Regions from separate parts of the Mus musculus genome. Here region 1 is linked to region 2. The links are chromatin loops, found by intact Hi-C in ENCODE. Cell type or tissue: left cerebral cortex. All regions are shown on one strand.

The links. A loop is a pair of places that touch in the nucleus more often than their neighbours do. Peaks named below come from ENCODE experiments on the same cell type or tissue, not always from the same donor. Only the 100,000 strongest peaks of a DNase experiment are listed, where the experiment ranks them.
Region 1: a loop joins it to region 2, with 8 times the contacts of the local background. A loop is called at or near these places in 3 of 42 quality-filtered maps.

The regions. Positions count from the first base shown.
Region 1 is chr17:51,775,822-51,783,821 of GRCm38, forward strand. It overlaps Satb1 (special AT-rich sequence binding protein 1), which reads right to left. Exons shown (of 11, transcript NM_009122.2): 7 at 6,791-7,245. Among named protein-coding and RNA genes, the nearest start is that of Satb1, 53 kb to the right of the region's middle. In left cerebral cortex, a CTCF peak has its summit at 2,271 (motif pointing left); DNase peaks (open chromatin) are centred at 2,221 and 4,421; H3K27ac peaks cover 296 bases.
Region 2 is chr17:51,175,057-51,183,056 of GRCm38, forward strand. Tbc1d5 (TBC1 domain family, member 5) reads right to left here and starts at 4,296. Exons shown (of 22, transcript NM_028162.4): 1 at 4,044-4,296. In left cerebral cortex, a CTCF peak has its summit at 7,886 (motif pointing left); DNase peaks (open chromatin) are centred at 3,614, 4,290, 7,342 and 7,862; H3K4me3 peaks cover 2,174 bases; H3K27ac peaks cover 2,868 bases.

The DNA.
Region 1 (8,000 bases), 600 kb after region 2:
CCAAGCATTTGAGGCAGATACCAGAAAACAAGCTGCAGCACAATGAAGACCACTCAAACTTTTGTCTATATAGATGATATTTTGTCGTTCCTTAATTTTCAATTTACAAAGTGTCACAGGTAGTCATTAAGTTGCTGTTTAAAGGGAAATGGACTGCCATGGGAAACTGTAAAACTTTCTATGCTATACCGATAGGTAACAGGTTGGAAACTTCGCACGTCAGAAACCACAGATCACACCTGAAATAATTAACTACTCTTCCACACTGTAAAAATCTATCCCAGAATTTGACATATTGAAAAGAGTATCATCAAACTAAAAGTCACTATTAGCAACAGCAGAAACTTACAAACTTCTAGAATCTTCTCTTAAGGTGTTTTTCTTCCCTCAATAACTCAGTATTACAATATGTTTGTTTTTCTTTGGGGGGGAATTTATTATTTAAATGGGTGATTTCCTTCTGATGTATCTGAAGAGTATGAAGTCCAAGAACAGCAAAGGCTGCGCTGTCTCCAGGATAATAAGACTTAGAAGTCATCGTCAATCTGTAGCCTGCTTTCTTTACTTAGACATATTATCATAGTATAGTTACATCAGTTATCGTGATAGTAGTAGAATTACATCCAGATTTTTGCACAATTTGAAATCTACCTCTACCCAAACCCTAAAGAAATGGTCAAAAAATGTATATTTGAGTGAGAGAAGGTAAAATAGACTCCCCAAAATTTTAACTCTTGGAGATCCTTTCAATTTCTCATCAGTGCATCATGCTGCCTGATATACTGATACAGTACTTATTACAGATAAGAACACTGTCCCTTTAAAATACATCATTTGATTTATAAGCAGCTTCTTAAGGAGGGAAGAAATGTCCACCAAGCTCTGGGGAACTGAGTTAGTCACAAATAAATCTCACAGTTGGTCTACTGCAACCAAAGCCTGGATTTATGTCTGGACTTTCATAAGAAATGTTCCTTAAGAATTGAGGCATTTGTCCTTTTGGCCATGAGACTAACTAGTAACTGCAACTCTGTCTACTGACAACCAAACATCCTGTCAACTGACCTCAGATTCAAACAGGCAGTCAGCCATCCCACTCTTTAACCTGCACTAGGACAACTGATTAGACTATTTCTGATGTGTCTTATAAAAAGAAACAAGACACATCACACTGAAAGTCTATGCCACTGTTCCCACAAAATGTTACATACTTAAAAAACGGACAAACAAAAACTACTTGAAAACAAGGCATGATACCATGCCTGTAGTTCCAGCACCAAGAAGGCTAAAACTGTAAGATCATGCTTTTGAGGCCAGTCAGACTACACAGTAAGACCTCGTCTCAAAAACATACATACATACATGGAACAGACAAAAACATGGCTGGTAAAGCAATATATAGCAATTGCATAGGAATACATATAATATAGAAAATGTCATGAAATCCTCAAGGATAATAGTATAGTTAATTTTGTCTGTCTAACTCAATGCCTTATGCTTAAAAGTTGTTGATAAGTACTAAAGTAATTATGTGTATATAGACTGCAGAGATGAAAAAGGGAACACTAGAATATATTGAAATGGTCATTATCAGCTAAGACTACTGTTACTAAAGAACCAAGGCCATGGGCTCTTTCAGCCAAGGCACTCAGTAGTGGCTTTGCTCTGTGAAATGCCAATCTGCACAGTGTTACTAACTAGTCAGTAAATTAGAAAACAAATCAGGGCAAAAGATACCCTATAAATATTTAGGGTATAATATTTAATTTTTTTTGTACATCAGAGCACTTGATATTAGACATCTAACAATCTCAAAATGACAAAGTAATATTTTATATATGTCTATTAAGAATATTCCACAGCAGAAGTATAGTGAGTAAGCCAAACCTGTCAGAAAAAACAAAACAGAACACAGAAACATTTTCCTTCAAGTCTTGTTAACAGAAGACTCACCAGGGGTGTGGCTCAGCCAGAAGACATCACCACTTGGGTGAGAATCTGAAGTCAGCAAACCTTCCCATTTAAGCAGAGAAGCGTTGCCTCTGAGGGGCCCTTTCCCCAAATGTAACCATAGCTTTGAGTGAAGGCAGGTGTCCTGCCTGGAGTGTGCCAAGACAGTGTTCCCAACCCCAGACATTCAAGGAGCTCCATAGCAGCCAGTGGAGACAGAAAATCTACTGTTTCAGACAATCTACTGTTTCAGACAATCTACTGTTTCACAAACTTTTTTTTTTTCTTTTTGGCCCAGAGCTTTCAATGAGGGGAGTGCCCCCTGGTGGAAATGCCTGAAAAATATTGTTAGAAATCATATGATTTAGTGTTAATTTTTAAAAATGACTTAAGAGCAATGTAGAATAATCTGGATGCAAATGGCAGCTGTTAGGATGCAGGCACTAGAGTGAAAGTCTGGGTCCTGTTCCAGTTGTAGTTCGAATGGCTGATGAATTCAGTGTCTATGTGGTCCCTTTTCCCAGGTGATATAGGTCAGATATAGTGCAGTCTTGCCAGGGAAGGTTAAGGTCATTAGTATTAATTTCTCATGACTGACTGATCCAGACATCATTACCAACAATCTAGCATACTAAAGAAACAGTACGGAAAGACCACACACCCTGTCACATTACAGTACCAGCTGAGGTACCCAATTAAAGTACAGCCAATCTGTGTCCCATAGGTGCTTCAATAAAGTCACTGAACTAAATTAGGTAAAATCAGTAATCTTGTTTCTAAAAAGAAGTGAAACAAAAGACGTGCATGTTATGAAGGGGGTTCCCAACACGTCACAAATATTATTCTCACTAGAAATAAGAATCTGGCGTTCACTGGGTGGTCAGATCGTACAAATAATTAGATTTGTGTTGTATGTATGAAAACATAAAATTATTCTACTCTGTCATTACTTAGTGGCTAACGGAGAGCCCTGATGTTTTTCAATTAAAGAATACATTTACTGATAAATTCCTAAACCTTTCTATTTTACATTCCGACAAAGAGTTACACAAGTTATTACAAGTAAAATTCATTACTGATTGCAAAAGAAAGAAAACCTCCAATAAATATTATCAGTCCTTCCAAAGGCTCATTATAAATTCTTTAAAACAGCAGATAAGTTAAAGGGACGGCCAATCTGAACAAAAAGCCTGTCTGGCCTCCAGTTTGTCTCCTCTTTGAACATAATCACTGATTAAAATAGATTTTATCAGCTCTGTGGAACTTCAAAGCTCTTAGGGAAAAAAAAAAAAAAAGATTTCAGGAACCCGCCCTCCCTCCTAAGAGAAAGACAGAATATTCTCCAGGCTACTGGCCTGTTTGGTGAGTTCTTGGTCATGTGTCCAGGTGAAAGACTATTTTCAAGCTCCACCTGCTCATGGCCTCACGCCAAGCAAGCTGTAAGGAGATGCATTCATCTGTGTTCCTTGGTAGGCTCATCAAGAGCTGTCACACCAGATAATGGCACCTTTCTACCTATTATCCAACTGTGATATGGAGAGTGGACTTTTCTTAAATTACCCTGAAGAATGATAGGAAGACAGTAGTGATTTCTGTTATACTTAAAGCAGGTGAATTTCTTTCTCTCCACCACATAATTCACAGAACTCAAATTCAATAAAACATTACAGGATGGTCCATTACTGTTATCAGTTTTGAATAATCCATCTTAATTCTTTATTTTACTGGAAAATAAAGTGTGCCAAAGGCAGAAAGGAGAGAAAAGAGGTGGGGGAAGCCACTGTGCAGGATCAGAGTTAATCTCTGGGTTTTATTTAAAATTTTAAAGAAATACATCTTCTTGTATCACAGCCTTTAAATGACAGTATCAGAGAGAGGTGAATTTAAAACTGTTAAGTTTTGAAGCACTGGCGTTCACTTCTGGCCATAGATTTCCATTAAAAAGATATCACGTAGACAGAACTGAATGGATGGCATATGCTAAAAGCTACTATCTTCAGTAGCGATTAAATAACATATGCCTATCATTCAGAAAGGGAGGATTCCTTTAAACAAGTCATTATATAAATTTCACCTTAACTTTTCAGAAATGGTAGGCTTCCTGTTCAACATTGTATGTGACAGTCTTGGGGGGATTAAGGTTTAGTCTGGGAAGCCCTATTAACATGATGAGGAGAGGCTCAAGCGCTAAAACAGGAAATCCAGGATTTTTAAAGTTGTCAATGACTAAACCAATTCTCCATTCCTAACCGTGCCGCCTACTACACCAATGTTTTACCGAACCCTGGGCAGGGTGTAGGGCCTCTCCCTACCCGTATCGGAACTTTGCCTTTTTTACCCACAGCTTTTAACAGTACTGTTTGAACCCAGCCGGGTTGCAAGGGAGCTGCAGTGAGCACACACCAACTTGAGATGTGCAGTCCAACTGCAGAGCTCTCTCGCTACATATGCATCAGCATGTGTATTTTCGTACTGCACGCTCACACCCTACTCTCACTCTGCACCTGCTTTTATTGAAATGCATACACTCTGAAATAAACACACTACATGCATTCATATGAATGTATAATCACTGAACTAAATGCAGCTGCGTGTGGGCGCGTGCGTGTGATTTTTTTTTTTTAAGTATGACCACTGAAAGATACATACATGCTTGTGTGTGCAAAAGCTGGCTCTCGATAAACATTTAAATATCCACAGGAAACAATTCATATTAAAAAAAAATCCAAACAAGGCTCTTTCCACTGAAAAATACCAATCATCAATACATAAAGATTTAAAATTAAACCTATTTATTGATAAGCCCAGGGTTCCAAATAATTCTGTTTTGTTTTCAAAATTGCCCATTTAAAAAGTGTTATCTGGATGAAATTATACCATGTTGTCAATGCTCAGAAGAATAAACTCTCTGCTCTTCATATAAACCACAGAGAGCCACCTTTTTAAAGGTGCTAATTCATATGAAAAGAGGCCACTTACTATAATAAATCCTACAGAAAGCCACAAATGTTCTATGTAAGAACCCAAGACAGTCAGCATTTCACTGTCACAGCTAGAAACTGTGCTGACCCCACCCCTACAAGACACACACGGGCCATACCCTTTGTGCTTCAGTATACAAGTATTTGCTCAATTGTTCAAGGGCTTATCAGTAAATCTATAATCTGTGTCTGTGTCAAGGCTGTCTTTGTCTGAAGGCTTTTAATTGAATTCAACAAACATTATCTGACTTTATTGTAGAATCCCAGTTTGGGCCCCAGTACTAAGCATTAGTAGTAATTACTGTATTTGCAAAATAAAGAACGCTACAGCAAATCAGAATTTCTAGACAGTGACTTTTGATTCGCTGATTTTTTAGAATTATTGCCCTCCCCACAAGGGAATTAAAGGGTCATATTAACCTTACTAGCTAATAATAAATACAGGTTTAAAGCTGTAAAAACATGGGTCTTGGTAAAAATGATACAAAGTTTTAACCTAAGCCATAACCGGGTATAAAAGCCATCCTTCTAAAATCAGAACAATGAGGAACAGACAAGCAGCTGGGGGAACCTGGAGGAAGGAAGGACTGGGAAGGCCTCACCAGGCCTTTGGAACCTAGAGCCAGTCGGGACCAGCCAAACAAGAGCCACAGCTGGCACTCACCAAGGTTCAGGAACTCGGCTAACAAGGAATTAATACTGCATTATTTTTGTACCAAGAATTATTCTTATAATTGTGTAATAAGCAAAATAACTTTAAAGATGACAATGAGTTAAGCAAAGAACAAACAAAAAACAAAACGAAAGAAAGAAAATAAGAACAAGAAAACTGAAAGGACATTATGTCCTCCAAGTTAAATGTTCTTATTGTCCTGTGGCTTGGCTAAAAATAAACACCATCTACATTCTATTAGCATCTAAACATATACAAAATTATAAACACTAAAGATAAAAGATACTACTCTTACAGAGATTATGTCTCACAGGAATTTGGCCCAGGAGAGAAAAGGTATAAACAGGGAGGGGCATTTGTAGGCCTCTGGGAAAAATCTAAATTGAATATTCATCCTCATGCCTATAGGCCAACCAGGCAAGGTCTGTAGGATAGATAGGAGTGGAATACCACGAAGCCACACCCACCCATCCACTGTCCAGTGCTTAGAGGTCTACAGTGTGATAAGAGAGTTTATGGCTTTCAAATATTTACTATGTAGATTTAATAAAAAAGGAAGGAAAGAAGAAAGGGAGAAAGAAGGAAGAAAAGAAAGAAAAAAATCCTGGGACTCTGGAAAAAGGGGGCACCAGCAGGAGAGGATGTGAGGAGTGTGATCGATCCACACAACATGCCGTGAGAAACCGCACTTTGTACAATGCATATAACTCTACTACAAAAATGGGGGAAAACAAAGGAGTGAGGTATGGAAGAACGTGAATAAATCATGGGTGAAGGAAGACAAGCCAAGAAATGGCTGCAGAGAACTAAATGCTGGGAGTCACTAGTAAGCAAGCCGTATAGTTTCAAAACAGAAGTTGAAGAACGTCAACAAAGCACATTATTGTATTTAAGTTGATACGAACAGAAACATGGAAAAGGACACCGGACACTAGACACGTCTTTACCATCCATCAGTAGGGCTTACTGTTCTACAGGATGAGGACAGACAATGCCAGTCGTCTGCCCCTGAAAGTGGAGCGGCATAGGGAAAGAACAGACTGGATTTGGGCACCACAGCAACAGGCAACGTGATCCCATGTTAAGGGAAGTTAAGCCAGGGAATAAACACAAACACCAGCATGGACAGGGTTCAGGAACGAAGCAAGGGAGGGAAGAGAGAGGCAGAACAAGGAACACAACTGACCTGAGTTCGGTTAAAAGCCACGCGTGCAAATACTGCCTGTGAGATTCCGGCTCGTTTCAGTTCATCCCGCACCCACTGGTAGATTTCAGAAGAGACCTCCGTGTTTGTGGAAACTTGCTGCTCCAAAGGCTTGTTCATAGACCTACTGACAGGGGGAGGGTGGTTCAAGTACTGTTGGTTTAAGGACTGCTGGGCTAAGAGTCTGTTCACTGCATACTGCTGGTTCAGCAACTGAGCCATCACCAGCTGTTGGTTGACCAGCTGAGGACTGATCGGTGTTGACACAAGCCCAGGGTGCAGGTTCGGAAGAGGGGTCCGGACAGAGGGCTGACTGCCGTGAGAGAGCTGCGCAGGGGATGGAGGCTGCTCAGCTGTGTTTCCTGGGACAGGCTGCTGGCCAAAATTGACGTGGTTGGCACCTTGCTGGGATAGTTCAGACAGACTATCCATCTCAACTAAAGTAGACAAAAAGAAGAAACAAGGTCAGACAGCGATGAAGAAAATTTCTGATCATTTCTAATTTACAAACCTATAAAGAAGACAGCGGGCAAAGGGCATACTGAAGGGTAAGATGCCAAGGTCCAGCGTCTCACTTACAGTAAGGTCATGGCTGGTTTTCTCAACAGACAACTGAACACACTCTGCGTGCAGGACAACCTTCCAGATCTTGTTTTGAAATGTGGCTTAGAGTTAAGGCAGCGGTTCTCAACCTGTGGGTCGAGACTCCTCCGGCAAACCTCTGTCTCCAAAAATACTTACATTGGAATTCATAACACTGTAAATTTACAGTTATGAAGTAGCAACAGGAATAATTTTATGGTTGGGGTCACCATGTCCTGAGTAACTGTGTTAAAGGGTCTCACCATTAGGAAGGTTGAAAACCACTGATTTAAGGCATAAAAGCTACTGTCTACACACTTTTTGTTTTTTTATGTTTGCTTTAGGGTCAAACTATTACTGGTTTTCAGTTCTAAGCAAGAGAGGGCTCAAAAGCAATGGTTGCTTCTTTTAAGCTGGCCTTAAATATACTGCTTGCTGAATGGCAACTAGAAACCATGAGCTAAACTAAAAGCAAATAAACTATGATTACAAAAAAAAAAACTAGTGAGAAAATTACAAGTTCTTCCTTATTATGTTAACTCTAGCAATCCAGACAAAAGGAGGAAGCAGGCTATCTGATAGGGTGTAATGAGATGGGCGGAAGAGCTGG
Region 2 (8,000 bases):
CCACCATTTTCAGACTTTCAGTATCTCAAACAAACTGTACCAACTAAATAATTTCCAATGTTTAATTAGGCTATTTTGTAGTCATTTACAAATGAAGTGAAGATAGAATAATGAACTCATATAGACACAAGAAAAGGCTCAACAAATTATGAAAATCTGCAATGTCTAATCACAAAACTTCCTGTTTTTTCATCCATACAGACTAAAACATGGAAACTACAGATGCTTTCCCTCTAATCACAAAGGCATGATTACAACAGTATCCACAATAATTGGTAGATTGTCATCTTGCCATCTTCTGATGCTGCTTTTTTTTTTTTTAATGAGACAGGGTTTCACTATATAGTCCTGAGTGGCCTGGAACTCATAATGTAGACCACACTGTTTTCACGAAGATTAGTTTGTCTCTGCCTCCCAAGTGCTAGGGTTAAAGGCAGCCACTGTCAGCCAGGCCAGAGGCAAAAAAAAAAAAAAAAAAAAAAAAACAAAACACACACATATATATATAAAACATGTGTGTGTGTATATATACATATATATATACATACATATATGTGTGTGTGTGTGTGTGTGTGTGTGTATACATATAAAGAAAAGATGTGTTGTCCTGAAATTCTTCAGTAATTAAATACTGCAATGACTTCTAAAACTGACTAAACTGATTTTATAATGGATTATTGCTCAACACACAAAGTACTACAATGTTTCATATAAAAGTTTTATACAGATTTCTCTAAGATCACCTGTATTATAAAAAGATAATGCAGTGGCAGTGTTAAAAAGAGATAAGAGTGACAGTGTTTCTGACACTAATGAGAAAATACTGTTTTTCCACTAAAGTTCCAAGATATTACTTAGTATGTGTCAAAAATAGGATGTTTTCTCAGCAGTACACCATAACAAAATGACGTAGGAACACTTCTAAATGTCATTATTCTACATAACCAGTCAAGACTAATTAGAAAGGTCTATTTCTGACATAGTATAATTTTAATAGCTTTTGTTTGACCTAAATATGTTAATGGTATTACGGAATATGACAATAAAACTTCACCCTCCCCCAAAATAAATAGTATTGGTTTTACAAAAGAATTACACTAAAACTATAAAGAGATGGTGAAAAAATCCTACAAGCAATAATAATTTCTCAAGTTTCAGACCACACAGCATACCATACTACTATCCTACTGATCTATCCATATGGAAAGAACTGCCTAAACAGACAGTAAAGCCCCACTATTCACACCGACACAGAGGAAGACACACAGAGAGAAGTCAGGGAAGGTGATATATTAATTTGCAGTAAAACATATACTATTCAACTTAAAATATAGTCCTTTATTTATGGGTTGCCCTTCCTACTTTTTCAGTGGCTAGTTTTTATTGCCCTTACTAGCCAAATAGAGGGCCAGGAATTTGATTAAGTTCTAAACCTAAATAATAAGAAAACAAGTGTAAAACGACAAATACAAAGAAATTTTATCAAAACTAGGCATTGGGATAGAAGAATAGGAAAAAGCCTTCCGTATAAAATATGCATGAAGGTGAAGGGAGGGCAGACATAGGTGGGCCAGGAAAGGCCTTCCAAGTCAAAGCAAAGAAGACACAGTTTACATTTAGCAGTGAAGAGATTGGGACAGCCAAACGTGTGAACAAGTGCGAGCAGAATACAACTTTACAGGTGTGTCTTACGCAGCTCACTCAGGAAGAGCAGAAGCACCAGGCACAGGGTATTAACAAGGGGACATTTTAATTCTTAAAATGAAAATAAAGCTCCTAAACAGCAACACTACAAAAATTCATCCCTTTACTTCTAAATAATAATTAATAATAATAATAATAATAAAAAGGAAGTTATACAAGATAATTAAGATTTGCAAGGATTCATAAGTCAGCCAATCAGAATCCCAAATTAGTATTAGCTATGTCAATCAGGAATGTGATTTATCCATCCAGTTTCTGTTTGCTTAAAAGTTGTAACAATAAAGTGAGTTAAGATGTGTAATGTATTTTAGGATATAAAGAAGCAAGGTAAAGTAATAACTAAAATTAAGATTATAAAACTTATGGGACTAGAAGTAGCTGCTATTAGACTTCCATAAAGACTTTCATAAAGCTCTTTAGAACTTAACTACTTAGCCTGTAAAGGGCTCTACGTTCAATTCCTTGTACCGTAGAAGTAAAAGGACAACCATTTTTATGTATGAAAACCAGAAGAAGTACATGGAATACTTTAAACTCTTTCATTTACATTATAAAAATTACATGAAGGAAAAAAAAAAAACAAATCCAGGTAGGACACCCTTTGTGTGGCTCTCAACTGTTTAAAATATGTGCTTCAAATACCAAGAACACACTGCCCAACTGAGGCTACACTTGAAGATATCAGACACAATGATTTTGCCAATCGAAGAAACTTTCAACCAGCATTACACACGAACCCAAGATTCCGAGCCTATGCCTTAATAAAAACTCAATGAACTGGGAAGCGAGTCTTTTAAGAAGTACGCCAAACCATTTTAACAAAAATAAATAAATAAATAAATAAATAAATAAATAAAACAAAAATGTGGTGCAGGCACCACACAGCATACAGAGCACACAATTTGTACTTCTTTTCCTTCTCCTGGAATCCAGCGTTGGTTCACTCTACTTCCCCCAAGCAAACTTTATTAGTGCACCCTGACACTGAACTTTCCTATCAGGCCACCTCTTCATTCCAAGGGGTGTGTGTGTGTGTGTGTGTGTGTGTGTGTGTGTCCGTCCTTCACAGACACGTAACTTCATTTCTATACACAGAAGATATTTACACCTTTTGTATTGAACAAGGTCTTGTCCATCACCACGTGAGAAATGCAGAATAACAAGTTGTATCAGTTACCACATCCACTGAATTCCTATCACATTTTTAACAAGAACCCAACCCCCAGGGACTCAGGTTTGATCAACGCTCTCTATCCCACTGCAGCTGCCCTTTCCATTCTATTTCGGACACCAAGGAAGTCCTGGAAATAGAACTGAACCAAAGACGCATAACGGAAAAGTGAGTTTCTTTCCCACTGTATTCCAAGAGTTCTTTTCCAATAGTGCATCCTGTGCCACAGCACACTAATAAGAGGTGGTTTGTGGACTACACTGTGATGGACTACGCGTACAAAAGCCCTAGCATTTCAGCACAATCCACCTCAGGCAGTTTAGCATGTAACCTGCATAGTAAAGTTTCAGTCCAGTTCAGAATTGAGAAATGGGGACTCTGCAGAAAGTGATGGGGGGGGGGGGGTGGAAGTTGAAGGGTTATAAAAGATGTAACCTTCAAAAGCTGTTACCATTCTCAAGCGCTGAATTGGTTAGTAAGTCGTCCTGAAACTATTAGTAACTAGGAGTGACCAAACTCTAGGTCGCATATCTGCACAGAATGTATTGGAAGAACAGTACATTTCCAGGAAAACAGAGGGGGCAGGGGGAACTCTCCCAAGTCGTTCTCCTCGGGTCCTGCCAGGCCTCGAACTGACAGATGCCGGCGTGACTAACTTAAGTAGCACTAAGGCAAATTAAGGCAGGAGAGGGTTTCTCTCCTCCGAGGCTGCTCGGCTCCGGGCTCCAGCCGCCTGACTTCCGGCCTGGGAAGGAAACGTGCAGCCCAGGGCTGAAAGAAACAGGGAACCGGCCAAAGAGGAAGTAGAGCTGGCTGAGCAGCTCGGCAATGCCCGGTAGCTGCTTCCCGAGCTCGTCCGGGAGCGAGGACCGAACGGGGACGGGGACTGGGACGAGCGGGCTGAGAGAGGCTGCCTCGCCCGTGTGCGCGCTCGCCCTTCCGCCCGCTCGCCCGCCGGCCCGCAGCGGACCGAGCCCCAGCCCGCCTCCCTTCCCAGCCCGCGCGCAAGCCGCGGCCGGCGGCTCGGGCCTTCCCTGGCGGCGGGACGGGGCCCAGCGAGGCTGAGGGGAGGCCGGGGAGGGAGCGACGGCTGTGCAGCTGCCCGGGGAGGCTGACGGGGGAGGCGAGGCGCTTTTTCACCGTTAGCATCGTTATGTTATTTTTTTACCTGTAGCGCAGCAGGGCTCCCCAGCTCCTATTCCCTGAATCCTCCTCCCCTCCTTTCTCTCTCTCTCTCTCTCTGTCAGTCTCTCTGTCTCTCTCCTCTCTTTATCTCGCTCTCTCGCTCTCTCTCTCTCTCTCCCCGTCAGTCTGCCGGGCTCTCGTGGAACACGCCGGGCCTGGCCCGACCAGCAAGAGAATGGGGCGGGAGGTGGCGGCGGTGACCAGCGGCCACGTGACCACGCTCCCTCCGTAACGGCGTCCGCCTCCTGCTGCGCGCCCTCCCGGCGCTCCACCTCTAGTAACCCCGCGCGCCCGGGGACCCGTGCGCAGGCGCGCGCCCGGGCCTGGGACGAGCCAGCGGGTGAGCCGCGGGTGACCCGCGCTCTGGGAGCCTGGTGTCTTGGGGGATAGGTCGGGGTGAAGAGGGAAAAGGGGACGCCCGAGACCAATGGAGCTGCCTGGGCCATGCCGATGCGCATGCGCGCGGGGCCTCCCTACAGTGGGAGCCGGCCTTCTGCCACAACCCGAGGTCCCCCACTTGCCACCAGCTTCCCAGGGTGGGACTGGCATCGAGGAGATAAGTCAGGCCTGGGAACGTCCTAAGAATCTGGCACTCCTGCCTCGGATCGCACAATTTCCTTGTCTCCTGTAAATGGCCTTCCCTTCATCCTTGGTCTACAGCTGTACAGACTGATGACAGATAGGTCGTGCCACCCAATTTTGTAGGGACTCACTACCTCTTTGTGAAGACCTTCTTTGTATGAATCCAGAGAGGTGCTGTTTTTTGTTTTGTTTTTTTAGCAACCCCACACCTGTAAAAACACACAGGTTTTATCTTCTCAGACCTCGAATCTAGACTAATGACTAGTCATTAGATAGTTAATCTAATGAATGACAATTTTGGCAAATGACTAGACCCTGGTTTTACCGCCCTATGCCCCTGCTTAATCCTGACTTAAAGTTGCATTTAACCTCCAGCAATGGGAGGCTGGTATTTTCTTCTTCAATAAGAAAGTGGTAAATAGCTCATCTGAGTTGGAGAGAGAGAAAGAGAGATCTCTTATTAATCTGTCTTTACAAATAGCGCAAAAAAAAAAAAAATCAGTTGTTATGTTCAGATTATGGAAACCAAAACAGAGGTCAGAAAGTTAGCTAGCTTCCAAGGAAGGCATACCACACTTAACACAGTGATTCTCTTTTTTCTAATGCCCTTCTCACTGTAGCAGAAATTGAACAGGTTGAATAGAGTAAGCTATTAAAAGTTCTGGCTAAACTCATGATTACATTAGTCTCATGAACAGAATCCTAAGAAATAGGAAGATGCATCATGCTGTATTTGGATATTGCTCTCCCAGCTAGCAATACAGCAGTCAGCCACATGACTGGTATTCTACAATGTATAGTGGACTTTGTTCTCCGGCACCGAAATATCTCACCGCAGACCCTCATCTCCTTCCTGAAGTACTGACTATGCTGGTGTTACTGGGACTGTAGAGGTCCTTCAGTGTGGTCACCAAATGACAGGAGAAATCTCTATCCCCTCTTGGGACGCTTAGTCTCATAAATAGCATAATTTAAGAAGGGACCGAAGGGCAATTTCATTAGAGATGAAAAGAACATCTCTGAAGACTATAAAGCTCAGCTGCTTCTCAGAGATGGATAAAAGAAGACAGAAAGCAGCCATACCATTTGTGGTGATTAAATAAAAATCGCCCCCGTAGGCTCATGTGTTCGAATGGTTAGTCACCAGAGAGTAGAGTGATAGAAGGATTTGAAGGTGTGGCCTTGTCAAAGGAAGTGAGCTTTTGAAACCTCAAAAGCTCATAGTGGGCCCAGTCTCTCAGCCTACAGATCAGGAGTAGTTTTCAGCTGCTTCTCCAGCACCATGTCTACCTGCATGTCTCCAGGTTCCTCACCATGATGATAATGGACTAAACTGACACTGTAAGCAAGCTGCCAATTATTATTTTCTTTTCAAAGAGTTGACGTGGTCATGGTGCCTCCTAAGACACCATTGAAGCTGGCACAGAGGGTAGCTACACGGCCAACCACCAACTGCATGGTATGGAAGGAGACTTTACAGAAAGAAAGAAAGAAAGAAAGAAAGAAAGAAAGAAAGAAAGAAAGAAAGAAGGGAGGGAGGGAGGGAGGGAGGGAGGGAGGGAGGGAGGGAGGGAGGGAGGGAGGGAGGGAGGGAGGGAGGGAGGGAGAGAGAGAGAGAGAGAGAGAGAGAGAGAGAGAGAGAGAGAGAGAGAGAGGTAGAAAGAAAGAAAGAAAGAAAGAAAACCCAGAGTGTTAAGGAAAACAAGATTAGGAAGAGACAGAAAAAATTCTAAAAGTAGTCTGACTTAACTAGCTACACAGCTGCAGCCTATACAGGGGATTGGGATTCTAGGTAGGAAAAAGGACAGGATTTCATTGAAAAGATAATTAACCCCACCTATCTCTCTAACTTAAGGTGAGTCCACCCTTCTACAGGCAGCCCTCTGGCCAAGTGAATGGCCCAATCCAGCTAGAATATTAGGTCTCCAGGCCTGAGAGTTAGTTCGCTGTCTTGATGGGGACTTAAATGCTAGGAAGAGTCAGCTAGGTCCCTGCTTGCCTAGTATATTATGTGACCAAAAATGCAAGAAGATATGAGAAACAGCCCAGTCATTCCCCACAACCTGCGTCCTGGTTGTTCCAAGATGGGCAGGCCCACCTGACCCCACTAAATGCAGCTCCACTATCCTTTAGATCACAACAGTAACTTAACAAAGGAACCAGTTCTCTCCTACTTGTTCTTTCTCCCCTCAGAAACAGTCTGTCTATAAGAGCTCAGTCTATAGAGCACTACGACAAGGTGGAGAATAACCCCTTAGGTTCAGTCTCCCAATGTTTTGTTTTGTTTTAAAGTAACCTTAGAAAAACAAACTGAACTGATGAATTCCATAGGATTCACTTATGCTACTTGTAATACAATTCAAGAGTTACAGCATCCCAGCATTGTTATAAATGTGGCAATATCTAAATGAACTCTTTGTCTTGGGTGACACAACTGGAAGCACAAGGGCCAGCCCTTGACTATAACTGGCTTTCTTTTCTTTTCTTTTCTTTTCTTTTCTTTTCTTTTCTTTTCTTTTCTTTTTGTGGTGGTGGTTTTAGGTTTTTTGAGACAGGGTTTCTCTGTGTAGTACTGGCTGTCTTGGAACTCACTCTGTCGACCACGCTGGCCTCAAACTCATAGAGACCTGCATGCCTCTCCGAATCAGAGTGTTGAGATTAAAGGTATGTGCCACCCACCACCTGCTGTCTAAGCCTCTGTCTTTATGAACATTCAACTCCACCCACCTAAGGCGGCCTAACGTGGTAATAAAATGTAAGTCCTGTGGTATGGCGTTGTCGACTGGAAAGTGAGAGGATTGTAGTTTTCTCTTTTTCAATCTTTTATCATTGTTGCTGTTTTTACAATAAAATCTGGTACACTCAGTTTCCTCCCTCGTGGTTTTCTTCCTCCTCTGAGGAGCTGAGGCGAAACACCCTCATCTCATCCTCTGCCCCACCCTCACACTGCAGCTACAGGACGAAGGTTTGGCTCTAGAGACATCTTAACTCTCATTCTAGTCATAGCAAATAAAATTGACATTATTTTTTAGAATGCCTACCAAGAAAATGAAAATAAAGATGCTGAAACCAGAAATCAATTTGTATGTAGTGTCTGCATACCTATGCGTGATAGACTTCTGGCTCCTCCTCTCTTCCAAATCTATTTTTCTCATCTTCCATTGGAATTGAGTTTCAGCTGGGAACACAGCCATCCATCTGGAGGCTACATTTTCTATTCCCCCTTGTGGCTGGGTGTGGCCATGTGACTCCATTTTCATCCAGGGAATGCTAGAGGGAGCAATGTGTTCATTTTCTATATTACTTGCTTTAAAAAAAAAATGTCCACCCTACAATGTTTCTCCCATTCTATTCCTGC